Regions from separate parts of the Mus musculus genome. Here region 1 is linked to region 2. Evidence: chromatin loops called from intact Hi-C (ENCODE). Cell type or tissue: heart. All regions are shown on one strand. Links, peaks and the distances in the headings refer to the core of each region. The heading gives the core; the rest is flanking DNA. Region 1 holds the start of Blzf1 (basic leucine zipper nuclear factor 1). Region 2 holds the start of BC055324 (cDNA sequence BC055324).

Evidence for each region. Peaks named below come from ENCODE experiments on the same cell type or tissue, not always from the same donor. Only the 100,000 strongest peaks of a DNase experiment are listed, where the experiment ranks them.
Region 1: it touches region 2 in a loop (6-fold over the local background); 1 of 42 quality-filtered maps calls a loop at or near these places.

Annotation. Positions count from the first base shown.
Region 1 is chr1:164,305,654-164,310,961 of GRCm38, forward strand. Blzf1 (basic leucine zipper nuclear factor 1) reads right to left here and starts at 1,831. Exons shown (of 7, transcript NM_001160209.1): 1 at 1,494-1,831; 2 at 786-863. The coding sequence starts at 825. Nme7 (NME/NM23 family member 7) reads left to right here and starts at 2,019. Exons shown (of 14, transcript NM_138314.4): 1 at 2,019-2,101; 2 at 2,407-2,597. In heart, for the core only: no CTCF peak of the experiment used is centred there; DNase peaks (open chromatin) are centred at 1,588 and 1,898; H3K4me3 peaks cover 2,410 bases; H3K27ac peaks cover 1,273 bases.
Region 2 is chr1:163,992,392-163,997,770 of GRCm38, forward strand. BC055324 (cDNA sequence BC055324) reads right to left here and starts at 2,405. Exons shown (of 24, transcript NM_201364.2): 1 at 2,219-2,405. The coding sequence starts at 2,329. Mettl18 (methyltransferase like 18) reads left to right here and starts at 2,498. Exons shown (of 2, transcript NM_027279.3): 1 at 2,498-2,680; 2 at 3,523-4,852. The coding sequence starts at 3,721. The coding sequence ends at 4,809. In heart, for the core only: a CTCF peak has its summit at 2,465; a DNase peak (open chromatin) is centred at 2,450; H3K4me3 peaks cover 2,399 bases; H3K27ac peaks cover 1,379 bases.

The DNA.
Region 1 (5,308 bases), core at 1-5,000, 310 kb after region 2:
ATCTGATACGTGGGGGTCATGGCCCACATATTGAGAACCTCTGTTCTCTAGGCTCTGGATAAACAGTTGCTTGATCAAATGCGTGTGCACACTTATGCATGAAGCACAGCTTCTGGTGTTTCACAGTATACACTGGTTTCCTAACAGTGCTAAGAAATGCCTGTATAACCAATCCAACCCAGCATTTCCAAATTCATTTGTTCATAGAATCATTTCCACCTGATCCTTATTATTTAAATGCCCCAGACCTTACTATCTGTTTGCTAAATTAACTGTCATCACTGTATTTTTAATGTACAAGTCTACAATTTTAATATTTAGTTAAATTGTTTATTTTAGGTTTGCGATGAGCCCTATAGGTAATGGTCCACCCCTCCTATGATGGCAGTGCTATTCACATGCTTGAGAGAAAGTTCTGTTGTTATACTGACAATCACATTGCTCTCCCGAGACAGTTAAAGGATGCAGACAAGTGACATCAAATATAGGTATAGTTTTCATTGATCCATGTAGCACAAACATCTGTTTTCACTAACAATAGTTACAGTGTAGTAAAAATAAAACGAACAGTTGTATTACCTGCCTTACTAGATAATCAAGGGGGAGCTCTCTGAGTTCAAGGCCAATGAGTTCTAGGGCAGCCAAGGCAACCCAGAGAAACCCTGTCTCAAATAACGCCCTCCTACTCCAAAATAAACCCAAAACACAACCCTCCCCCCCAAACCAAAAAAGCAACCAATCAAACAAAAAACCAAATCAATTATTATCAAAACAAAAACACTTACCTTTGTTTTCCGAACTTTTAAGGGTAGTCATTTTTTCCATAACTAATGAGAATACAATCCAAGACTTTCACCGAAGACCTAGAGATGTATACATACGAAAGAATTAAAGCAATAACAATATATTCAGAGAATGCATCTACTTTAAAAGTTATTTTTTAATTGTTTCTGTCTTTAGTACCCACGTTCTTCATTATTTCCTTTTGACGGGCTGTAATGTATACCTGTTAAATAATGAAAACCCAGGCATAGGTTTAAGTGGTCTCTGGAGTCTAGACTGTAGAATAGGTGACCACACGTCCTAAAAGCTGACTGTTCCTAGATGTATACGATTCAGTACCCGGTCTAACTTCCTGAACATCACAAATCCTTGCCCTGGGAATGCATCCTGAAACTCTATCCAATGGCAAACAGAGACTTTAAAGTCAGAAACTTCGCTGGGACCATGCGATGCCGATGAGCAAGTGTCCTTGTCTAAGAAACACCGGGTGAAGGTGTGGGGAGGCATGGGTGCCGAGTTTAAAAGGAGAGGAGGTGGAAAAATTAAGCCTGTCAGCCTCATTCCCCAGGAGTATGAGCCCAAGTTTGTCCCTGTCAGGAGGAGCCTCTTCCCAGAACAACCTTTAAATCCCAAACCAATGGCTGCCGAACTCCAGCCCAGACCATCCTCTTCCCACCGCGTCCGGCACACGGGCCGGCTCCAGGACTTACCTGTGATATCCTTACTTCAATGTCCACCGCTCAGGCTCTTCACTCGCTCAGCAGCCGGCTGACTTGTAAACTCCCCTGGCACTCGGAAGCCAACCCGCCCAAGCCTCCCTGACACGCAGCGCCTCGCTCACTCTAATCACTTCCTATTACACAGGGTTTCATTTCCGGAATGCTCTTCTGAAGGACAAGGACCAACTGACACTTCGTGCTGTGTGTAAAATGAAGAGAGACAGGGTCTACTATGTATCGGCTCGGAAAGCGAAAACTGGAAGATATCTACTTAAAAAAAAAGTACCAATAGATAATGCAAGCGGTATGGACGCTTAAACTTCCGGGTCACTACCAGCCAGACGGAAGTGAACGCGTTGGAACGGAGAAGGTGGCGTCGCGTTGCCCCAGGCGATGAGGCAAAGGGTGGATCTTTGAGTGAATGGGCGGGGCCTAATTACTCCCAGCCAATGGAGACGAAGCAGCTTCGAGGCGGCGTCTTCGAAGCAGTGGCTGGAGGAAGGCGGGGCTTGCGTTGCCAGAGTAACCGGATCATTGGTGGTGGTGTAGTCTTCCTGTGTACAGGAATCTATTTCCTGTGCTGAGATCTACAAACTATGGTAAGTGTTATAGGGAGGCCCTATGAAAGGCTCCGAGACCCTGGTTACGGAACATCCAAGTCTTTGGGCGATTGGGCACCCCGCCTTTCATCACCTCTTACCTCGCTAGGAGCAGTTCCTTCTGCCTCTGCGCACCCCTTTTCTTGCAGCACCCTAATTTCCATTTTAGCGCCACTAAGACCTCAAGCTAGAGCAATGTAACAGAAAGTAAATGGGGGTGATATGGAATCTAAGAAAACCCGATGAGAATTATTTCGAATAAACCGTTTATAAGCTTGCATTGTTTATCTTTTTCGTTTTTCAAGCTTGCAGACCCTTATCGACGTGGTGCTGTCTCAACACTAACTTGGATCTGAATCTCCCTGAGTGCTGGAGTCAGTTCTCCCAAGCGGTGGAGTTCTACCTTGCATCTCCTACCAGGACCGCTTAGTAATAGCTGTCTGCTGGCTCAGCGTCTAGTTCATTTCATACTTTCCAGATCACTGTGTTTTAGCAGGTATGTTTTTCAGGATTACTTGGAGAGTTCTAGCATTCACCAACACCACCATAAATTATGACTGAATAGGAATGGGGCTTGATACTTTGCGTTTTAATAAGCCTTTAGATGGTTTTAATGTACCCATTGCTCTAGTGCACAGAGTTCTAGTTAACTCATCTTTAGTCATCTCTGCACTTGTGCGTGGTGGACGGGACAGAGCAAAATGTTGCCTTCAGGTGGGTGTAGCTGTGACTTAGCAAGAGGCATCTGCACAATGAGGCTTTCTCATTGACTGACGTTCAGCAGTCCTTTTTGTTAACCAATCTGGTCCTTTGGTACCAAAGAGACCTTTTCAAACCTTTACTTCACAGACCCAATCTCTTTCCTCCCTCTTTTCTCCTTTCTAGGCACTTGACAGAATCTAAGAGGCAATGTATTCAGTATTGGATTCCAAATAATCAATGATTTTACCTATTCTGTAGCCTCGTATTTCTACTTTAACGAAGGAAGTGTGGAAGTGACCGTTCATCTGTTTTGCTCTTGATTTCTCTTGCTCCCATCTATTGTAACCATTTGTGGCATGAAGTTAGTTAGCATTTGATCTGGTGTGTGTGTGTGTGTGTGTGTGTGGTGTATGCTGATTTTGTTTTGTTTTGTTTTGTTTTTCGAGACAGGATTTCTCTGTATAGCCCTGGCTGTCCTGGAACTCACTTTGTAGACCAGGCTGGCCTCGAACTCAGAAATCCGCCTGCCTCTGCCTCCCAAGTGCTGGGATCAAAGGCGTGCGCCACCTCGCCCAGCTAAGCTGATTATTATATAAGTACTTTTCTTACTGTGACTCATGATTCATCAAAATCAAAACTTGGTCCTTGAGCATGAAGAGTGGAATTCTCCGGGCATGCAGGCTTACCTTAGAGACAGTCCTCTTACTGTTTGGTAGAAAAACTGGGGCTGGGGGTGGGGTGGGGTGGGGTGGGGGAGGCCTAAAAACAGTTAATTAAAAATCTCAGGGTTCCCCCTCCCCTCCATTTGCTGTCAGTCCTTTCTGAGAAGCAGCAAAATGTTTTGAAAGGAGGGGAAGCTAGATGTCCTTCCCTCCGTGTGCAGTCTGGGCACAGGCAGACAGATGTATGTGGCAAAGGCCGATAGGGTGATAGTGTCTGTGGAGGATGGAGGTTGTTCACTGACATAAGTATATAACCAGCATTGGGGGTGGCTCCGTTGGTGAAGCACTTGTCTTGCAAGCGTGAGGACCTATATTCAGTCCCCCAAATGCACTCAAAACAAAAGCTAGACATGGTGGCATGTGCCTGTAATCCCAGCACTGGAGAGATGGAGACAGGTGGATCACTGGTTGGCCAGCCTATCCTATTTAGTACATTCCAGGCCTGTCTCAAAAACCAAACAAGTAGTAACAAAGGGACCCGTATCATACAAGGAGAGAACTAACTCCCCTAAGTTGTCCTATGACTTCTATATATGTACTCTGATACACGCATTCATGATACATAAATGTAAAATTAATGAGGAATGACACCCAAGGATATCCTCTATCTTCTACATGCATATGCATACACGTTTTTGTGTGCCCCAACACACGTGTATATACACACAATGAGTTCCAGGCAAGCCAGAGTTGTGTAGTGAGACCCTGTCTACACACCTACACACACACACACACACACACACACACACACACACACACATGGGAGAGAGAGAGAGAGAGAGAGAGAGAGAGAGGGGGGGGGGGGAGAGAGAGAGAGAGAGAGAGAGAGAGAGAGAGAGAGAGAGAGAGAGAATAAATAGTTTGACATGCAGTCAAGGTCATCACAAGATGTGGTTTTCAAACTGAGATTTTAGTAATAGAAAAGATCTCAGGTGGCTCTGGATTCCTCGAGGCAAGGTGAGTGCAGAGGTGTATTAGAGGCTCTGGAGGAACAGAGGACTGGAGAAGGTGGGCACAGACCCAAGATACTGGAGTATATGGCGCTTGGCAAGAATTTTAGATTTTATTTTTTGATGTATTAGCATATGTGTATGTGTGTCTCATATGTTTTATCTATTTCATCATTTAAATTGTTTCCTCTTGATTCTACCTTGAAACTTCAGCCATATTAATTTGATCTAGCAGTACCAATTTTTTTCTTCTGATCTGTAACCCTTACTATTGAAATTTCTTAGAAAATATTCTCTCTCTTTGGAGACCAGAGATTCCTAATTTCTCTCTTCATAATTGCTGTTTTGTAATTTGGTTGTTCTTTATATACACACACATACACAAATATATGTAGATATCATGTAAATGTAATTGTACTCTGAATATATCGTTTTAGAATTTATGTCTTGGGGTGGGGGCTGGTGAGATGGCCCAGAGGTTAAGAGCACTGACTGCTCTTCTGAAGGTCCTGAGTTCAATTCCCAGCAACTACATGGTGGCTCACAACCATGTGTAATGGGATCTGATGCCTTCTGCTGTGTCTGAAGACAGCGATACCAGTGTACTCAAATACATAAAATAAATAAATAATTCTTTAGAAAAATTTATGTTTTCCCTCACTTAGCAGGAACCTTGTATTTTTTTTTCCTGGCTGAGTTTTAAGAATTACAGTTTACCTTTTCATTTTCTCTGGTGGAGTCAATCCGTGTTTTAATCTGTTCCATTATCGCTCTATATAATAAGTACATCTCATACACATCCATTGTTTCTTTAGAATAAATTAGAAAGGTGA
Region 2 (5,379 bases), core at 290-5,289:
GTCTCTGAGTTCGTGTGGGCTTTGCTCACTTGATTTGAAGTGGATTTTCTTGATGACTGATGTGAAAGTGCCTAGCTCACTTTGAGCAGTATTCACTGGGCTGGTGGCGTTGGGTGCTAAGAAAGCAGACTGAGGAGCAAGCCAGTAAGCAGTCCTCCTCCACAGGCCGAGGAGGAAGCCAGTAAGCAGGCCTCCTCCACAGACTGAGGAGCAAGCAGTCCTCCTCCACAGACTGAGGAGTAAGCAGTCCTCCTCCATAGACTGAGGAGAAAGCAGTCCTTCTCCACAGGTCTCTGCTTTGCTTGAGTTCCTGTCCTCACTTCCTTTGATAATGGACTGTGATATGGAACTTCACTCAAGCTGAAATAAAGCTTTTTCTCCCCAAGATGATTTTGATCATAGTGTTTTAACAAAGCAATCAAAACCTTAAAAAAAAAAAAAAAAGTTAAAGGTTTCAAGGACTGCTTAAGATTGAGAAAAAGGAGCCGGGTGTGGTGGCACACGCCTTTAATCCCAGCACTTGGGAGTCAGAGGCAGGCGGATTTCTGAGTTCGAGGGCAGCCTGGTCTACAGAGTGAGTTCCAGGACAGCCAGGGCTACACAGAGAAACCCTGTCTTGAAAAAACAAAACAAACAAACAAACAAAAAAAGATTGATAAAAAGGTTCCTGTAAGAAAGTAACTCTGAGGAAGCCCAGAATGAGATGTTGAAAAGACTGGAGAACAAGCTGGGCTGAGAACAAAGACCCTGAAGTAGGTCAGCCTGATGATTGGTGGACTGAATGTAAGGACATTATGTATGAAGGACAGGCCAGGTTCAAACTATAGGGAACCTTGGAGACAAGTTCAGACTGTGTTTTTAAAATTAAGCCACATATAAAAGAGGGAGGTTTGGAGTTGTTTGTTTGTTTGTTTGCTTGTTTTTACTCTAAACTTTGTTAAGAATGTATTATAGAAGAACTATGTAGAAAATAAAAAAAATATTCCTAGTACAGGTTGTAAAGATTAGAATCACAGTGGGGGACAGGTAGATTCATGGAGTAATTTAGAATCAGAAATCATAATTAGCTGGTTGCAAAAAGAGTGTTCAAGGTTTACTTACAGAAGAAAACCTGGAAATGAGATTTGCGTTTTCAGTAGGTAGCAAGGTAAGGTAGAAATGGTACTCTAAATGTAGTGTGGTACCTGTAATACTGAGGGGAGGGTAAATAACAGATATCTTCATTCCCTCTAAGCCTAGCAGTCTGAGACACACATTACATAAATAAACATCTTTTGAGTAGGAAAACAGTTGTTTCCAGGAGGAAATTCCATAAAAACAACCCTTCTCGTTGACACACAAAAATTCCAGCACTGCAAACTCAGGATTACTGCAAACCCAAGACCAGTCTGTTTTGTATAGCTAGTATCAGGCCAGTCAGGACTACCATCTAAAAAGCAAAATAATTCCATATCCACACACGGAGTACTTTAAAAACGGTCATCAGCACCACGTTGGATTTTGCTAATGTCTAAGGAATGACTTCAGTGTGAGAGAACTTAAGTTATACTATGAAACATCATTCGTGCAAGGTTTGAACTTTCACTAAATGTAATGGTATTTTCAGTTTTTGGAGGGGTGTGTGTGTGTCTGTTTCTGTGTGTGTAATTTTAAATAGAAGGTATGATCAAAATCATAAAATTAAAATCACCTTTTACATGAAGGGAGTCGACTTCCAATTACAAACACAAAAGCATTACATAATTATTCTTTGCACCTAACTCCACACAATTACAACTCGATTAAAGCCAATACCTGAAGCACCGCCTTGTAACTTAAAAGGGAAACGGGTTCGAAAGGGGAAAAGCATTTTTGTTTACAGACCATCCTTTGAAGATGTGGTACCACGGAAGAACTACAACTACATCCTTCAGCTCTCACGCTTCATCCAGATACTGAGCACCAGCGCGGGCATCTCCCACACTTAGGCAAGTGCGACCGACCGGGCAAACTTAGGAACAGAGAACTAAACTTAAGGCATGAGAGCACTCATCATTTTCAAACGCTCCAGTCGCAATCGTCCGACAATGCTAGGCGCGCCTAGCCCCTCAACCCACGGTTGTCCTCGTTCCCTTAACCATCACCTCGCAAAACAAAACAGAGTTCGAATCCCAGGCTGCCCGCGTCAGGGCGGAGCAGGCTCGCGACACACCCCCCGCTCAGCGCCCTCCAAGGATATGAGGAGCCGGGGCAGCACCGAAGGCAGCTCCCGACGGCACATCTCCTCCGACCAGCTGCTGAGTTCCTCCAGCACGACCCCGCTCGCCACCTCCGCATCGTCCTGCGACATTCTTTCGCCACCCCCGAGAGACGAACGAATCCGCACGACTCCCGCCACAGCTTGGAACGCCGTCCCAGCAGGCTTTGAGAGAGCTCCGCCCCCACCAAACCATAGAGAGGAGCACTCTCGCCCCCAAGCGTCGGGGCCCTCTCTAGCTATTGGAGGACTCATCTCGTTGGTGTTCGCCGTAGGCTGAAGGCGAGTTTCTCCGGTAGTTTGTTCGCCCTGGCGTCTGACTTTCCAATGCTGAGACCAGAAGTCCTCAGGTTTGCTATCCTCAGTCCGGGGGGACTTTGAGACGACGCGTAGTTTCAAGGGTGACCTGGGCTGAGGCCAGGAATGACTCTACTCCCCTGTGAGGTGCGTTCGAGAATAGGAATGATTTTACTGGCGTGCGTGCTTCCGTTCCTACGGCTCCTGCCAAGTGAACGGAGATCCCACCGTCCAGAAATGTGCAAATTAAAACGGGTGTTATGGTCTGGCATATTGCCGGAAATGTTTCTATACAATCGATTATACTTTCCACAGTCCTAGTCTTTATTCATCCCTCCAGTCACATAAGGTGTAGAACTACGTACACATAAATGTACCGTTTGGATGAGTTTGCACACACCAGATCACACACACCTGTGTGTGTTTGAAAATGGATACCCTACTTACCCAAATAAAACCTTAAACTGTTTTTGCGAGGCAGAGATGAAGGAACAAACCTGGATGCCACTGTGAACAAAGAGAAAATAATTACTGTAGATGCGTCAGAAATTTAGGAAGATGAAGGTGAAGATGCCTGAGCACAAGGCAACTAAAAGACCAGGCAGGAAGCTGGGCATGGTGGCGCACGCCTTTAATCCCAGCACTCGGGAGACAGAGGCAGGTGGATTTCTGAGTTCGAGGCCAGCCTGGTCTACAAAGTGAGTTCCAGAACAGCCAGGGCTATAGAGAAACCCTGTCTCGAAAAACCAAAAAAAAAAAAAAAAAAAAAAAGACCAGGCAGCAGGTAGCTAGGCTGTCCTGTCTACAAATCTTGGGGTTTATTGTTCTGGTGAAGGTGGTAGCTGCTATAGCTATTCTTTTGTTTGTCTTTATGTTTTATCTTCTACTTTTGAATACTTAAGGCATCTGTGCATTTTGCTAAATCGCATACACACAGCCTTTTTTTGTTTTTGTTTTTAAACATTTTCTTTTCCCCCTTCCCTTTCCAGGGCTGAACTGAAAAAGGATCAAAGGCGTCTAAAACGTCTTTGGAGCCCCCTCTGAATACATCTGATGGTGTATACGCAGCTAACAGACATTGGGCGCAACAGAACTAATCGACTGTGTGATCGGTTATGCCATTAAATTCTTTCTAGAAGCTGAAGCATCATCCTTTGGTAAAAAAACGGTGTGCATAGAAAAAGAGGATGGCCTTTCAATTCAATTTCAGCATAGAAGAAGATCTGGAAAATAAATTAACATCCCTCGATGATGGAACTTGTGTCTTAGAAAGTCAGAAAGGAAAGCAGGACAAAAGGCAATCTACAGAACGTCCGGGCTTGCCTCGGGATCACTCTTGGAAATGCTCCTCACTGGGAAATGCAGCTTCCTCTGAAGACACTGGCAGCCCACCCCCTATTGCTGACAGGTCAGATGACCCAGAAGCTTGTAAACACCAGCCCTCCTGGAAACCTGCTAAAGAACATGTGATGCCTAAAGATGTGAATCACGTCTTAGAAAATACGGTTTTGGAAATGTTGCCAGGTCCCCAGCATGCTAACACAGCAGTAGTGAAAACCGTCTCTTTGAAAGAGAAATTCCCTGGAGAAAACATCGTTTCAAAGAGCTTTTCTTCTCATTCTGATCTGATCCCAGGTGTTTATGAAGGAGGCTTGAAAATCTGGGAATGCACCTTTGACCTCTTGACTTACTTCACAAAAGCCAAAGTGAAATTTGCTGGGCAGAAAGTGTTAGACCTTGGCTGTGGGTCTGGGCTGCTTGGGATAACTGCATCCAAAGGAGGGGCTAGGGAAGTTCATTTTCAAGATTACAACGGTTTGGTGATCGATGAGGTGACCTTACCTAATGTAGTTGCTAATGTCCCTTTGCAAGATGACAGCAATGGCAAAAATGAGCCAGATGGGAAAAGACAAAGGAAGTCAGAAGTAGGCCGAGAAATCTGTAAATGTCGCTTGTTCTCTGGGGAGTGGGCTGAGTTTTGCAAGCTTGTATTACGTGAAAAACTGTTTGTGAAATATGACCTCATTCTCACTTCAGAAACCATTTATAATCCGGATTATTACAGCACTTTGCATGAAACATTCCTCAGGCTATTAAGTAGGAGTGGCCGGGTGCTTCTGGCCAGCAAAGCACATTATTTTGGTGTTGGTGGTGGCGTTCATCTCTTCCAGAAGTTTGTAGAAGAAAAGGGTGTATTTGAGACTCGAACACTTGAAGTAATTGATGAAGGTCTAAAGAGATTTCTAATGGAGATGACTTTTAAGCACCCCAGTTAATATGCACCGAATGGCGTAATGAAATAAAAAGAATACCCCAGAATTTGTGACTGTTCAATTTCTTTTTTATTGTTATTCTGAAATTACGGTTTGGTGTTTTTTTTTTTTAATTTACTTATTGAAATAATAAGCAAAGTATAGAAGTAGTAGCCTCATGTTTTCTATGTAAAACTACAAGTTTCCTTGAGAATTTAATGAGCTCTTGAATCACTTTGTGTAAAAGTTCTTTCTCCATCCTCATTCTATTTGATCTTTCTACAATCTCTAACACTCCATAAACATGTTCCGAGGGAATACTCCCATTTCTTGACAAGTTTATGAATCTCTCTGCAGCCTTTGTTAGTTCCTTGTCTCCCTGAAGTGCCTGGCTAGATCGATACAGACTTTGATACGGACTTGGATCCCTGAATAATACTGACCTCAAGCGTCTGGTCCAAGGCCTGTGTTAACTCAGAAGATGTTTATTGATTTGCGTATGTCAAAGTGTTAGCATACTAGGCAGTTGGATTTGCATTAAGAAAAACAAACATGAATCTGTTACAGAGTGTGAAAGTGGCTGGGGATGCAGCT